Regions from separate parts of the Homo sapiens genome. Here regions 1 and 2 are each linked to region 3. A link is a loop called in an ENCODE intact Hi-C map of the cell type or tissue named here. Cell type or tissue: B cell. All regions are shown on one strand.

Region 1 (5,000 bases), 60 kb after region 3:
ACCAATCAATGTATCGTGAGTTCAATGCACTAACTGACTGTTCATGTGTTTATCTAAATACTCAAGAGAGAAGGAGCCCAGATACCATGAAGTCCAGGAAAGAGTCCAAGTACCATGGGTCCTGAAGGCCTGCTGAAGTTTGGGTACCTAAAATAGGAACAGACTCCCGGGCACATCTCTGAGGCTGGTAAGCTAACATGAGTAAAATCACTCCACTGGAACTCCTGCTCCAAGTCTTTCTTCTGTAGCCTAATCCATTTGCCTCGGTATGCAGAACATCAAGAGTCACTTGGTGATCCTGAGTTAAAACAGCTCGAGCCTAACAAGGGAACAGTTCCTCTGGAATCACCAGTCACTTATTTCTGGGACAGTAGTAGGGAAAAGAAAAGAGACTTCAGGATCAAACAAACCCAAGTGTGATCAAACCCAACTGCATTTACTAGCCCTGTAATCTGGGGCAAATATCTTAACCTCTCACCTCCCTTGCCTTCTTTATCTACAAATGGTCTTCTTATGAACCCTTCAGGACTGTAGTAAAGACCAAATGGTATCATGAATATATGTGAAATACTAGCATACTTAGGCAGTCAGAAAACATAGTCATTAATATTGTCATTGTTATTGTCATTGTTTTGGCTCAACATGCTGACAGGCCAGAATATGGGCCTCAGGAGCATGAACCCTATCCACACTACCCTCATTTGCAACCACCCAGCTTATAAAAGGCAGAAAATAAAAATGCATGAGAGCCATCAGAGAAAACAACAACAACAAAAAAGAAACACCAGTTTTTTCATGGAAGGAAGAGAAAAAGTTAAAAAGCAAGGCTGCACACCTTACCTGGGCAGGAGACTGAAAGGAATTGTTGGCCTTCCTGACAGACCCAATGGCCTCCTGCCCACAGTAGGTCCTCTACATTCTCTGAGGATTTTCACATAGCTTTTTCAGGTAGCTCAAAATGCCAGCAATTAGTGATTCAAGTGTCCTCTTCAGAAAATGCAAATACCTTCGTTCAGGTTAGGGTTATGCTTATATTATGTCTCATTCATACACTTAGAAGAAGTTGTTCAGTCAAACTGCTCCCCTCTAAGAAAATGCTAGAATGCCACAAAGCACTTTTTATGAGTAAAGCAGGCTGCGGGGAGGAGAAAGGAGGACTGAAAAAGGCAGCGAGGGGAAACAGGGGAAGTCTAAGGTGGTGAAAATCTGATAGAAGAATGTGAAACCAAAACTAGCTTATTTAAAAATCTCCCTAAAAGATGACTGCCAATTCTACAGCAAAAGACTCCTCTCCACATTTTCTCTCATTTTCCTTGGTTCTGTCCTCCTAAGAACCAGAGTGGAGTCTCCTATCATAGTACCACAGTGAAATTTTTAACATGGGTTCAAGGAGATTCTGTGAGCCAGCTAAGAAATTTAACTTTAGTTGTTTAACTTTTTTTGTATGAGAAAACTAGTTCTGAGTTCATACAACTCACTTACATAAGTCACTGAAAGCAGAAAGTAAACTGTCTTGCTTAAGATCAACAATTATTTCATTAAACAAATAAATGAACAGATACATCAACAAATGAATAAATTAAGGGGAGGGCTTCCTGATTAGACTCACCCCTGATCTCAGTTTGGTTTTCTTCTAAGCACCTATCACCATCTGACCTCATAATTCATTGACCATCTTCCCTACTAGAACATAAACTCTATGAGGGTACAAACTGGTTTTTACACTACTGTTGTCCTCACCTATAATAGTGTATGGCAAATTGTACATGCTCAGTAAATATTTGTTGAATAAGTGAATAGCTGAACTGAACAGGAAATGTCTCTATAAGACCTTTGAGGTTTAACCCTAAGACTTTAAGAGTAATGCTCCAGTTCCCTCCCTCGCCCAGTTCCCCATTTCTAGTTTCACACCAGAAGAACATGACTACGTTCTGAGCTTGTGATCATTTCCCTTTAAATAATGCCCTATGGATCACTTCGAAACACTAGAGATTACTTGTCATGATACTGGTTACTGTCCCTACTTTTCCCCTGGGATTTTTTTTTTCTTAATGGCAAACCTTCAAAGAGGTTCCACCTGCACCAAAAATAGAAAATTCCACATAAATATAATGGCTTTCCCTGCTCTTTTTTAAGTACCTTAAACTCATTATCTTTTATCTTTGAGAAGATCTCTGAAGCCAAATCACACAGAACTGAAAGATATTCTCATTTCTTTTTCCATAGGAAAAACAAAAACAAAAAACTCTGCTATTTAGAAAAAATGCTGGGAGGGGGCACTATAACCTATTGCACCTATAAGTGTCTGTAAGTCACTTCCCCTGGCACCATCTGCTTCCAATATTACAAGTCTCCTCTATTTGAATAATGACACAATACCTTTTCCCCCTAATTGATTACTATCTTTTTAATTACAAAAAGGTCTTTACTACTAAACCAATGGCAAAAAGCAGGTCATACTAACTGTTATAAAATAATATAGCATTTCCCCACTTGCAAAGATTCATACATTAAATGTCTGATAATTCTCAAAATCAGTTAGGCCATCAAAAGTCAAAGCCAAGCTGCTTGTAAATCACATTTAAAAATCTGACAGTAAGCTGGGCGCCGTGGCTTATGCCTGTAATCCCAGCACTTTGGGAGGCCGAGGCGGGTGGATCACGAGGTCAGGAGATTGAGACCACCCTGGCTAACATGGTGAAAGCCCGTCTCTACTAAAAATACAAAAAGAAATTAGCCAGGCGTGGTGGCTCACACCTGTAATCCCAGCACTTTGGGAGGCTGAGGCGGGTGGATCACGAGGTCAGGAGATTGAGACCATCCTGGCTAACACGGTGAAAACCCATCTCTACTAAAAATACAAAAAATTAGCCGGGCATAGTGGCGGGCGCCTGTGGTCCCAGATACTCAGGAGGCTGAGGCAGGAGAATGGCATGAACCCAGGAGGCGGAGCTTGCAGTGAGCTGAGATCCTGCCACTGCACCTCAGCCTGGGCAACAGAGCAAGACTCTGTCTCAAAAAAAAAAAAAAAATCTGACAGTAATAATGTCTTTATATTCAGTCAACAAGCTTCCTCATGTAGATAAATAAGTAAAATAAAATAAACTTCACTTTATAACTCTAATCTCATTATAAGAATTCGAACACAGAAAAGGAAATTTATTAACTAATTACTATGAAGTTATATGGCTTGGTAGTAAACATTCAAAGCATGCAAAAAGACGTGGAATTCTTCAGTTGGAGACAATACTCAGGAAATAATATAGTTTTTTAAATAATTAATTATAACATACTCAGTCTAAGATATTTCTTTAAAAACAATGCATAATTAAAATTATTCACATATATCTGAATGAGTAAACAGATTTTGAATGGAACCAAATACATTAAAGTGTACTTGTGAGTTTTTAGAACACTTTCTTATATAATTCAGTACTAGTCAAATTAACTCTTCATTCCTAGAGACTTAAGGGCAAAAGGTTGCAAGGCTTAAGTAGTAGTTTTGAAAAATTAACACTTTACTACTCAGAATACATGTGAATAAATGTGCCACATCTACAATCTGCAAAACAAGTTCACTTCTTTCTGCTGTGGGTGCTATTCCTGAAAAAATCAAAGCGATTATAAAACAGGCACCTTGTTTTTTTAGACATGACCCACTGTGTTGCAGCGAAGGCTGCGGAGGGAAAAAAGTTCTATTGCAGCAAGCAAATGGCTACACTTTTCTGAAAGAATGAAATCCAAACTAAATCACATCGTGTGTAGCTCAGAAAGGGACATGAAGATACTCTTCTTAATGTAAGGCAAGATAGGTGATATATCTCCTAATGGTAAAAGCTGCAAGATAAGAAAGAGGTCTTGCCTGAGAACCAGCTACTCAGAGTTGCTGCAATCAACCCAAGAAACACTACATTGAGATATCACGTTAATTCAAACTTGAGCTCATTCAGCTCAAATATCACCTGGGGAAGTTGTTGCCCAGAGCTGATACAGGAAGATACTTGTTTTACAGCTATAACTTTAGAAATTAAATTTAAATTACTGATATAATTTTAAGATTCCATGTATTGCAAATGCCTTTTCACTTAATAAACATACCTATGTGTATTTAAACATGTACAATTTAGGAACTGCCTTTAAAATATTACCTCCTGTCCTTTTAAGTAGGTGTTCTTCCTCTCCCTTCATAGATAAGGAAACAGATACTTAAATAATTTAAATGACATTCCTAAGGGCACTGGATAATAAGTTGACTCAAATTTAGGTTATTTGACTCCAGGAGCAACTGACATTCCACTAAACCAACTTTCCAGCTTTTCCCAGATCTTTATCTTCCCCAATTATGGGTTAATTCCGTAATTAGTTTAAAAATTCCACACTTACTAAAAGAATATACCAGTCCAATTTTCGAACCTAGATGAAATGGACCTCCCCTTCCATTACTTACTTTTTAATATTTGTATTAAAAATTATTTCAAAATATACTAAACAAGCCAAATTAAACTCATTTGTCTGCCAGAATAAAGTACAAATGGCAAAATTTAGCCCAACAAACTATGACTAGCACCTCTTAAACTGAATATAACTTATAGCAAATGACAGCTTTGAAGAAAAAAAAATGGAATGGAGAAAAGAGGGCTTTCTGTTTGATTGGTGCCACTTCTCACAAACTGAGATGGTTTTAGCTTGGTAATCTCAAATACCAGATGCCCTGACTTGTACAAACTATATCCTGACACACCTTCACTAAAAGATTTTATACCATACATAACCTGACCTTACCTCTTCAAGTGTTTTTAAATTGTATTTATAATTTTTTTATATTTTATTTTTGTGCATATGTAGTAGATGTATATACTTATGTGGTACATGAGATATTCTGAGACAGGCATGCAATGCATAATAATCACATCATGGAAAATGGGGTATCCATCCCCTCAAGCATTTACTCTTTGTGTTACAAACAATCCAATTATATTATTTTATTTAAAATGTATAAT
Region 2 (5,000 bases), 210 kb after region 3:
GTAAAGCGAATGTGTGGAAATTATCAGGTTGGTGTAAGCGTAAGTGCAGTTTTTGCATTACTTTTAATGGCAAGAACTGCACTCACATTTGCAGCAAGCTAATAGAAAACGAGGTGAAAAGAAAAGGGGTCTGAGTGAGAAATAATTCTGGACAGCATCCCGTGCTCTAGTTCTGGTACCTCTCAAGGCCATACTGCACTTCTGACCTTTGATTCTTGAAACAGTGCTTTATGCTTAAGCTAGCTGGCTTTTTTTTTTGTTGTTGTTGTTACTGGCAACCCAGAGAGTCCACAGTAGATTAGTTCAACATGCAACCTAAGAATTTACTTAAATTTCTGAACGACTTACGAGAGATACCAAAGAGATAAAAAGATAAAATTTTGCTTTGGATTAACTTAAAATCTTATTGGGAAAACAAGGCTTATGTTTATGACAAAACTCTGCACAACAATGCAGCATATTCCATAATGAGTATTTTGGGACATAATTATGTGCAGTAGAAAATGGAGAAATCTGTGTGGGCTCTAGCAGTGAAGGAAGAGATTGGAGGAATAATCTTTTATGTTAAACCTTGAATGATGAGTAGCATTTAGTTAAATAAAAAGTGAAGTGTGTTCTAGATTAAGAGATAAAGTAGCCAAGAATGACAGTAGTATTTGCAAGACTATAACTAAAGATGAAATTTGAGATGAAAGATGAGATTGGGTTGGGAGGGTGGAGTCAGATGACGGAGAGGCTTGAATTCCAAAATGAGGGATTATTTGCACTTTCTGTAATCAAGTAAAAGAGGAGTTGCAGACACTTGAGTAGTAGTGTAAAGTGACCAAATCTGTGTTTAAAAAGTTGAATCTCGCTGTGGTATGTTGTATAGTTTAGAGGCAAGTGTACTAATTTGGAAGATAGTTTATTTCTTACAGTTATTAGAGTGAGGTGAAAAATAGGACATGTGGAAGGAAAAACATAGTAACTTGAATCAGTGCTTCTCAAAATTACTGTATGCAAGAGTCACCTGGGGATCTTCTCAAAATGCAAACTTTTATTCAGTAGTTCCAGACTGAGGCCTGAAAATCTGAATTTCTAACCATCTCCTAGCTAATACCTATGCTGCTAGTCTGTGGATCGCACTGTGAGGGGCCAAGATTTGAAAATGATGATCTAATCTGGTGTGATGAAGGAAAGTAAAAGAGTCAAGGATGACCCCAAGGTTTCTAGTGTGCTACAGTTGACAGAAGAGAGAGAAAAAGGGAACTGGAAACATCTATTGAGTGACTACTGTTTGTTATTTTCTTTTATCCTGAGGCTCCATCTTACAAATAAATTCATTCATTCACCTAACACTTATTTCCTGAGTACCCACTAAGTGCCAGGCATTATTGTAAACCCTGTGGATTCAGTAATGAATAAAACAACTTAATAAGAAAACTCTGCTCACGATTTAAGGGGGAAGATAAATAAAATAATTAAAATATGTAGTATTAAAATTGGGAAAACCAAGTAAATAATCTTAAGTAACGTAGATATAACTTTGGCTGAGTCTCAGTCATACCAGTCACAGTGAACAACTTCTGCATAACACAGATATGACAGATTTACAAGACAGTCAAAATATATGTTGAAACTAAAACTATTTTTAAATCCTTTGAAAGGATTTTACTGAGTTAATAAAATATTGCTGAAAGGTCTAGATATTTTAGATGTGTTTCACTTGAACATATTTTTAATGAAAGCATGTACAAGAATGTGTAATGGAATATTTTGCAGCTTTTACAGTCATTCATCTCAGAACAAACATCTGTCTTGCTATTCAGTTGATGTATGGGCTAAGAGCTTATTTCCTATTTATAAGAGGCCTGCCTATACATTCCTCTTTGTTTCTTACCATAGATCACACAGAGGCATTTCTTTCCAAATCCACTGTAGAAATGTATTTCTATAGTAAATTGTAGGAAACACTATGGGATTAATTATTCAAAGAAAACAAAGAAACAGATTAAGAAATTTATGCTTGTATGTATATATCTATCTACATTTGTACTCCCACCATCTATGAATCTGTAAAAAAAGAATAAATAAAATGTAAACGGAAGCCTATTAAACAATAATTGCTATAAAACAATAGTTTCTCATCTTCAAAAATTTATATTTAAAAATTGCTAAATGTATCTTTGTTCACTAAGCACTTTAATTAACATCTATAACATGGTGATTATATTATTCAACATTTAAATGCTTAATTTGCAATCTGGAATTGCAGGCATTCCCTGATAAAGATATATTTTCATTTGTTGCATTTGTATTTTTAGTAGAAGGCAAAAATAAGAAGATACTTATATGGTAATATGATACTAGATCTGTAAACAAAAGTTTTAGTCACTCTTTTCCACGGCACTTGAGATTTAAAACACGGTAACAGTATTTTTATGTGTTGAAATGTCGGGTATTTTCATGTTATGAGAGGTTTGAAGTGCTGTACCTGCCATCTACTGGAAGTCTATGGGAGGTACATTTCCCTACTAGCAACTTAAGGCCTCCAGAGAGTCTAGAAAATGCTATCAGTGCTATTGAGGAAATTGTATCACAGGCTGTGAGGTCCTTTATTGCTGCTAAAGAAAATTAAAGATAAAATTATCTCATTAATCACTGGTTAAAGTACAAAATGGATCCATTTAAATTTCAGTAGGCGAAGTATAAAGAGTGGTTCACTTTTGAAATGTTATGGTTACTAGAAGGCCAGGAGCAGAGACTAACAAATGTCCTTCCCAGCATTCTTACTAAAGACAGCGCTGTAGCCCTGGAAAAATACGTGCATAAATTATAACTATTGCAAGTAGCTCTTAGCATCTAGGGTAGCCAGGCTTCTGAGATCTTCTCTAGTAACTTCTGTTTAATATTTCCGGGCTCATCTGGATTGTGAGAATAAGGGTAAGTGTACATGCAGGAGAAGACAGCATAAGCGGAGACTAGCTGAAATGTTGAAGTACTGCAAAGAATGAAACACCATAGTTAGTTCTTGAAATACATGCTTTGTGACTATATTTAATTCTTTCAACTATGCTCTGGGTTAGAATAGTTAACTCCAGATGTTCATATAACCTAGACACCTACAATTCCAGTTTCCTAGACTTTTCCTATTCAAATAATGTCGGTACATTTTCTTATCCTAAATAATTTAAATCTATCTAATGGCTCTTTTTTTTTCCTGAGTTAAAGAAAACAAACAAACAAAAAAGAAAACAAATACTAAGGGTTACTTAATTCATCTTTTATGAATGACTTTAAAAATTATGATTAGATAAACTTAAAAACATAAAATCTTTTAGCTTTTAATCATTCTGTACTTTCTGGTAACTAGAATAAATTCTTAGAAGTAAGCTCTAGAATGACATGATCATACTCATTTACAGTGTGAGGGTTTCATATGGATAAAGATTAATAGTGGCACTAAGAGGTAGAATAATTTAACTCAAGGTCATGCAATTTAGTGGCAGAGCTTAAACTATAATCCAGGTTGTTTTACTCTAGTCACTTGCTATATCTACTACCTTGTAGAAAATTGAAAGATTAGTAAACTGATGATTGCCTTGAATGTAATTATAAAATATATATCGGACTTGAAATTAAAATAGGCATGCCCTTGAGCAATTGTCATGTGAGAGAAGGGAAAGTAGGGGAGGAAGTATGAAGACATTTGCCAGAGGTGTCCTTGGCATTCTTTGAAATTCAAACAAGGAGATCATTCTCCGCGTCAGGGTCTCAGACTTAAATTAGGCCTCCCTTTACTTAAGCATACTGGAGAGAACACATAAAGGCAAAGGTGTCTGGGATTAGAGAGAAAGTTAGAAAGACAAGTGGCAGCCAGATATTTCTAAGGCTAAGTGATGACACAGTAGAAAGTCTATGTCTAGCAATATGACAGATTGAAGACCCTGAAAATCCTACTGTAAACACCTGTAAGTATGGGATAAAAACATAATGAGCATTGTTTAAAACGCATAGCCAAACTCACAAAGAAGTATGTAAAATCCCCTGGGGCTAAAAGCAAGGAGAAAATGGAAAGACAGATTAGTAAATGGATGCTGACACTTTGTCAGCTTGAGTTGGGAGTTGGGAGGAGTATTAGTCAGTCTTGCTATTGAAGGGAGTTGAATGAACATGATGGATCGAAAGACAAGGCCTTGGAACTGCTTGAGTTGGGGAGTTGGACTGGCAAACTCTCACTTCACAGACACATTCATAAAGCCAGGACAGATAAAGGGCTCTGCCCTACAGGAAAGGGTAGATAGGGAGAAATCTGTCTACTAGCAAAGTGAAATGACCTTGTTGAGTTGACCTGGGATCTAGATAGGAAAGAAAAGGCTACATCAACACTTTGCAATCACAGAAAGAGCAAATTAGACCCTGGGAGCTTCAGATAATTAAAAATCAAAACACATCACAACATGTTTAAACTGATTAAAATAAATAGAGGAAAAAATCAAAAGTCTAAGAAATTAATGCTATCAAAATACACAGAATACTTTGCAGCAATTTAGAAAAACTAGACCTATATATGCTGATATGTAAAGATCTTCAAAATTTATTATTTTCAAAAAGCTAGATATAAAAGCATCCTAGAGGGTAAGTCCATTGTTGTTGGCCATTGTTTTTTTTTGAGACAGAGTCTTGCTGTGTTGCCCAGGCTGGAGTGCAGTGGCGTGATCTGGGCTCACAGCAACCTCTGCCCCCTGGGTCCAAGTGATTCTCCCACCTCAGCCTCTCGAGTAGCTGGGATTACAGGTGCGAGCCTGATTGTTGTATTTTTAGCAGAGATGGGGTTTCACCATGTTGCCCAGGCTGGCCTTGAACTGCTGACCTCAAGTGATCAGCTTGCCTTGGCCTCCCAAAGGGCTGGGATTACAGGCGTGAGCCACTGTGCCCGACCCCATTGTTGTTTAAAAGAATTTAAAAGGCACTTGTGTGTTTGCTTTAAGGATGTTCATTTTCTTTATATTTAATCCTAA
Region 3 (5,000 bases):
AAATGAAGAATGGCACAGAAGCTAGAAGGGCAAGGGAGGTTAACAGGTGTAAGAGTTTTTGTTGTTATTTGTTTTTTAAGACAAATGAAAATTTATAACAATTAATTCTTTATAAAGTTCCTAGATAACATACAACCTTAATCCAATTTAGAGCTCTAAGGAGGAAGGCCATTAAGAAATGATGACTAAGGCTAAATGGAAGAAAGTATTGTTACCTAGAAAACTTTGGACCCTCCATTAGACCAGACCTACGATAAAAAGGGAATTTACAGGCACCCTAACTACATATCAAAAGCAAACCTTTTCTAAATGATAACTGGGGTAAAGGGAAATAGCCTGAGGGACTACTTCAAGAACAGGTGAAAATGCAAAGCCGTATCAGATGGTCTTTTAGGAGGATATCAGTATGCCTTGTAAACAAATTGTTTGTAAGCGATGGATTAAAATCTCTTTGGTAATAATTGATCAAATGCAGTAAGTTTACATCAATAAAACAGAGCAATAGTAATTGTGTTATTATCTGTCACTGGTTCAATTTGATGTTTAAAATGTACTGTTAGGAATTGCTTAAATATCTGTCTGAAGTATCAGAATTGTACTGTTACAGCATATGAAACATGTAAATATCATCTGATCCTGCTCTAACCAGACCCTTACACCAAACCATCACCGAGTGACAAGGTTTTCCGGAACACCCTAAAACTTTTATCAAAGGGGGCTGATCATAACAGGTAATTAATTCAAACTACCCAAGGGTGCCACTATCAGTTGGTGCAGACCCTTCGTCCTCTTGGGCCCAGGGAACCTCGAAGCACCTGCACTGCTACAGACACACACACCACCACAGGAGCTGCTATTGGCCTTAGCTTTCCTGTCCCTCCACCCCAACCTGCCCAGCTACCATGACTTACAAGTGGTGCCCATAAAGTGGAACAGATTGCAAATGGACTACCATTTATATTGCATTTCTTTTTCTAGATGAACATGATTTTGAGGTAATCAGTGGTTAATACCAACATCCTGGTGAAATACAGACACAAAACCTCCCACTATAACTTAAGCTAGACCCAACCCATATATACCAGTAATTCAATCAGCTACAACTGTAATTACAGAACTCAATGCCATATAAATCTCACTACATATTGAAACTTAAGGCATTCCAGAAACCATCTTGAAGATGTATGTATATTTAAATATAAAGGATTGGCCTCAGAATATTTCTAAGTTGTGAAGATGTCAACAGAAATTTTAACAATTAAAATGGACAAATATCAGCTTTCCTCTTTGGGAAAATTTTATGTTTTTGCAGACATGTCTGAAATGAAAATTTGCCCCTATATTTTTTTCTTTGAGAATTGCACTTTTCTGACAGCAATATGCAGTTCCACGCAGTTCCACCCACTTCCCACTGCTTTTCAGACTCATGTGGCAGAAGCGCCACCAAAATACACATACATATTCATAAGCTGTCTGAAGCATTAATTCCACACATGGCAATGTATACTTGCATCTGTGGTTGGAGCTTCTAATTTGCAAAAGCAAATATAATGTGTCTAAAAATCTTGATGAGTGAGCCTTTCAAATTCAAGCCCAGAACATTAAGGATCCATGTATACATAATTTCAAGCAGCAATAGGCTAAAGTCTTCTGACTACCTAATATAATTCTCTCCAAGTCAGTGTCACTGTATGAATATGATTATTGCCCATGTTAATTTCTCTAATTTACTTCTTACATCTATTTCAGGTTATAAATATTCATAATTGTAGTGCTCTGGTAGTAGCCCCCCACCACTAGTCTACACTAAATTGTACTTGCTATAATATAAATCTATTTTCTCCCATTCTAATTTATGAAATGGCTGAGAAAAATGGCTTGCAATATCTTTTCAGAATAAAAATATAACCCAACCTTTTTTATTCAGTGTACAATGAGCTATTGGAGGAAATCTTGATTCACAAAAAAATTCAATAATCTTCCACATCACTGATTCTTTTTCTTTTCTTTTCTGTTAAATAATAATCTCATCAGTAGTTGAGCTGTTCTACCCCCTCTGTCCTTGAGTTCTAATTTTGCTGCAGGAGCGTAAAAGAGCACATCTCACTTTTACTCCTCTTTCTTGGGTGGGAGTACCTCCACGATTTGGCAGCTGCTTAAGTCAAGAAAATCCCTGCTTTGCTAATTCAGAATTCTTAAGCAAAGAAATTTGCACATACTAAGTGTTGGACAAATAAAGAATTAAAGGATTGGCATCAACCTAAAAGTATTAAAATAGTATGCAAGAATCAAAGTTGTAGACTTGCTAATTTCTTGGCAAATTTCAATATGACAAAAGTCATTAAAAGGTGAAAACCTCAATTAAACAAGTAATTGTTTTAACATGGTTAAACAAGTGATATTTTAATGAACTGACTCTGTAAATCTTGGTGAAAGAAAACAAATTGCTTCCCTACTAATATTTTGGAAAAGATAACAAATTACTTTGCTTGAATTTTGATTTTTTGTTTATTTGCACTGATTTTATTAATCATTCCAGTGGTTCAAAACAGACACCTGAAATTGCTCCGGGATTCCTAAAGAAAGCATACTGCCATTGTTAAAGTTTTGTTATTTATAGCACAGATTTTCTTCTAAAAGGCTGCAATAGCAAGGATTAAAAATGTTTATTAAATAATCTTGCAAATGAACATAAAATCTTCAGAAGCCAAACACTGTCCTTCGGCAGCACTGCACTCTCTTACAGAGTGTCTTTGGGGGAGCTATTTAACTACAAATAGTTTCATCTTCCAGGAAGACCCAAACTGCTTATGTAGATCTGATCCTCATTATTTGCCAATTCCTCATTTGCAAATTCATCTACTTGCTAAAATGTATTTATGACACCAAAATAAATACTGCAGTGCTTTCGGGGTCACTTGCAGACATGCACGGAGTGGCAAGAAAATGAACTACCCAATGTACACATTCCCAGCTTACACTGCCTTCTTGTTTCAGTTCTCAATACTCTCAACAGTGTTCTTTTCATGGTCTATTTAATGCCACATTTTTTGCATTTTGTGCTTCTTCTTGGTGATCGTGCTGCTCAAAAGGAGCCCCAAGCATAGTGCTGAAGTGCCGTCTAGTGTTCCTAAGTGCAAGAAAGCTGTTATGTGTCTCACAGAGAAAATACATGTGTTAGATAAACTCAGTTCAGGCATGGGTTTGACCGCTATTGACCATAAGTAGATTAAAAAAGGTGTCTTTAAAACAGAAACACATGAGATTATGTATAGGTCGTTCAGAAAAATGTGACAAGAGACTCACAGGAACTAACCCACCCTGTATTTCTCCCAGGAGAAATGGTTCAGTATTTGCTAACTAAGATGATGTGACAGAACAGAACTTCCACAAATAATAAGCATCAACTGTATATCTCCAATCAACTTGGCTGTGATATCCCATTCCAAGGAGAGTCCGCACTGGTTGCGTAGAGGCGTGCTTGCATTTGTTTAACACTCTGTTCCTCCCTGTGTCCACTTCTACTTCATTAAAACCTGTGTTCTAGACCCTGGGGTTTTATTGGTGGGTTAACTCTGATTTGCAATTGACAAAAAAACTTTTATGGATTCACCACAATAACTTTGGGCCTAATAATGAAATTTTCGACTGAAATCCAAATTCCTAAAATCACTACTCTGCTTTTCAGTGTCTTCATATTTGGTAAGTCCACATGCAGGAAAATATTTGACTTGCTTTACCTTATGAAAACTAAAAGTAAAATTGTGAACACTACAGACTCTACACATAGACATGCTGATGTCAAATCACAGGAAAAAAAATGTGTGTTTTCTGTTATTTGAATTTTTTGAAATGAGTATCTTCAACAATTTTATAAATCTTTCCCTGGACAGCTATAATGTGACCAACTTTAAGTTGTGACATCCCTCTATTTTTTCAATCACCTTGAAAAACAGTCCAGTCCTTCATCCCTTTCCTTCTAGCTCCACACTTGGTCCCTTCATGATAAGACCCCTGGCACCAATCCTCCCTATTTAAAATAAAATTACTATATGGTATATACATTTTAAACTTTAAAACACTTTTAATTTGAGAGTTTAAAGTAATGCAATAAAAATGCTAGTGTAATATTTTGTCTATTTAACTGTCAGAACCTGTATCAGCCCATTAGTCAAGGTTCTCCAGAGAAAGGGGACCCAAGTGTGTGTGTGTGTGTGTTTGTGTGTGTGTGTAAATGTCTCATGCCATTGTAGAGACTGGAAAATCCAAAATCTAAGGGCAGGCAAGCTAGCTAGAAACTCAGGCAGGAGCTGGTACTGCAGTCTTGAGGCAAAACTTCTTTTCAGTTTTTGTTCTTGAGGTCTTCAACTGATTGATGAGGCCTCCCCACATTATCAAGGCTAATGCCTCTACTTAAAGCTTACTGAATATGGATGTTAACCATACCTACAAAAAACCTTCACAGCAACACACAGATAAGTGTTTAATCAAGAACTGGCCTCCACAGCCTGGCTAAGTTGACACGTGTAGCTAGCCATCACAGTACCTTAAACGATAAAGTTGCCTCCAATGAACATGAATAAGCAGTAGGGAAAAAGAACCACTTGAGGCAATCGCCTTGATCTTCAATCCCAGCTGTTTCACTAACAGTGTGGTTTTAAGAAAGTCATTTTTTCTTTCTGAACCTCAATATGCTTATTAAAAAACAAAACAAAACAAAAAACAAGTGGGGAGTATTAACACTTAGGTTTTGGTGGTCTTATATGAATTACATGAAGAGCTTAAGGCAATCAATGAGTGGCAGTAACTATGCTATTAGGGTCTACGTGTTTTTTTTTTTAGATGGAGTTTCGCTCTTGTTGCCCAGGCTGGAGTGCAATGGCACAATCTCGGCTCATCGCAACCTCCGCCTCCCAGGTTCAAGCGTTTCTCCTGCCTCAGCATCCCCAGTAGCTGGGATCACAGGCATGCGCCAACACACCTGGCTAATTTTGTATTTT

What was found. Hi-C counts contacts between places; a loop is a spot of excess contacts. Peaks named below come from ENCODE experiments on the same cell type or tissue, not always from the same donor. Only the 100,000 strongest peaks of a DNase experiment are listed, where the experiment ranks them.
Region 1: it touches region 3 in a loop (2.4-fold over the local background); 2 of 110 quality-filtered maps call a loop at or near these places.
Region 2: a loop joins it to region 3, with 23 times the contacts of the local background. A loop is called at or near these places in 3 of 110 quality-filtered maps.

What each region holds. Positions count from the first base shown.
Region 1 is chr14:29,856,592-29,861,591 of GRCh38, forward strand. All of the region lies in intron 1 of PRKD1 (protein kinase D1), which reads right to left. Among named protein-coding and RNA genes, the nearest start is that of PRKD1, 69 kb to the right of the region's middle. In B cell, no CTCF peak of the experiment used is centred here; DNase peaks (open chromatin) are centred at 1,210 and 1,880; H3K27ac peaks cover 1,548 bases.
Region 2 is chr14:30,002,836-30,007,835 of GRCh38, forward strand. No RefSeq gene overlaps it. Among named protein-coding and RNA genes, the nearest start is that of PRKD1, 77 kb to the left of the region's middle. In B cell, a CTCF peak has its summit at 2,487 (motif pointing left); a DNase peak (open chromatin) is centred at 2,476.
Region 3 is chr14:29,796,867-29,801,866 of GRCh38, forward strand. All of the region lies in intron 1 of PRKD1 (protein kinase D1), which reads right to left. Among named protein-coding and RNA genes, the nearest start is that of PRKD1, 130 kb to the right of the region's middle. In B cell, no CTCF peak of the experiment used is centred here; a DNase peak (open chromatin) is centred at 3,035.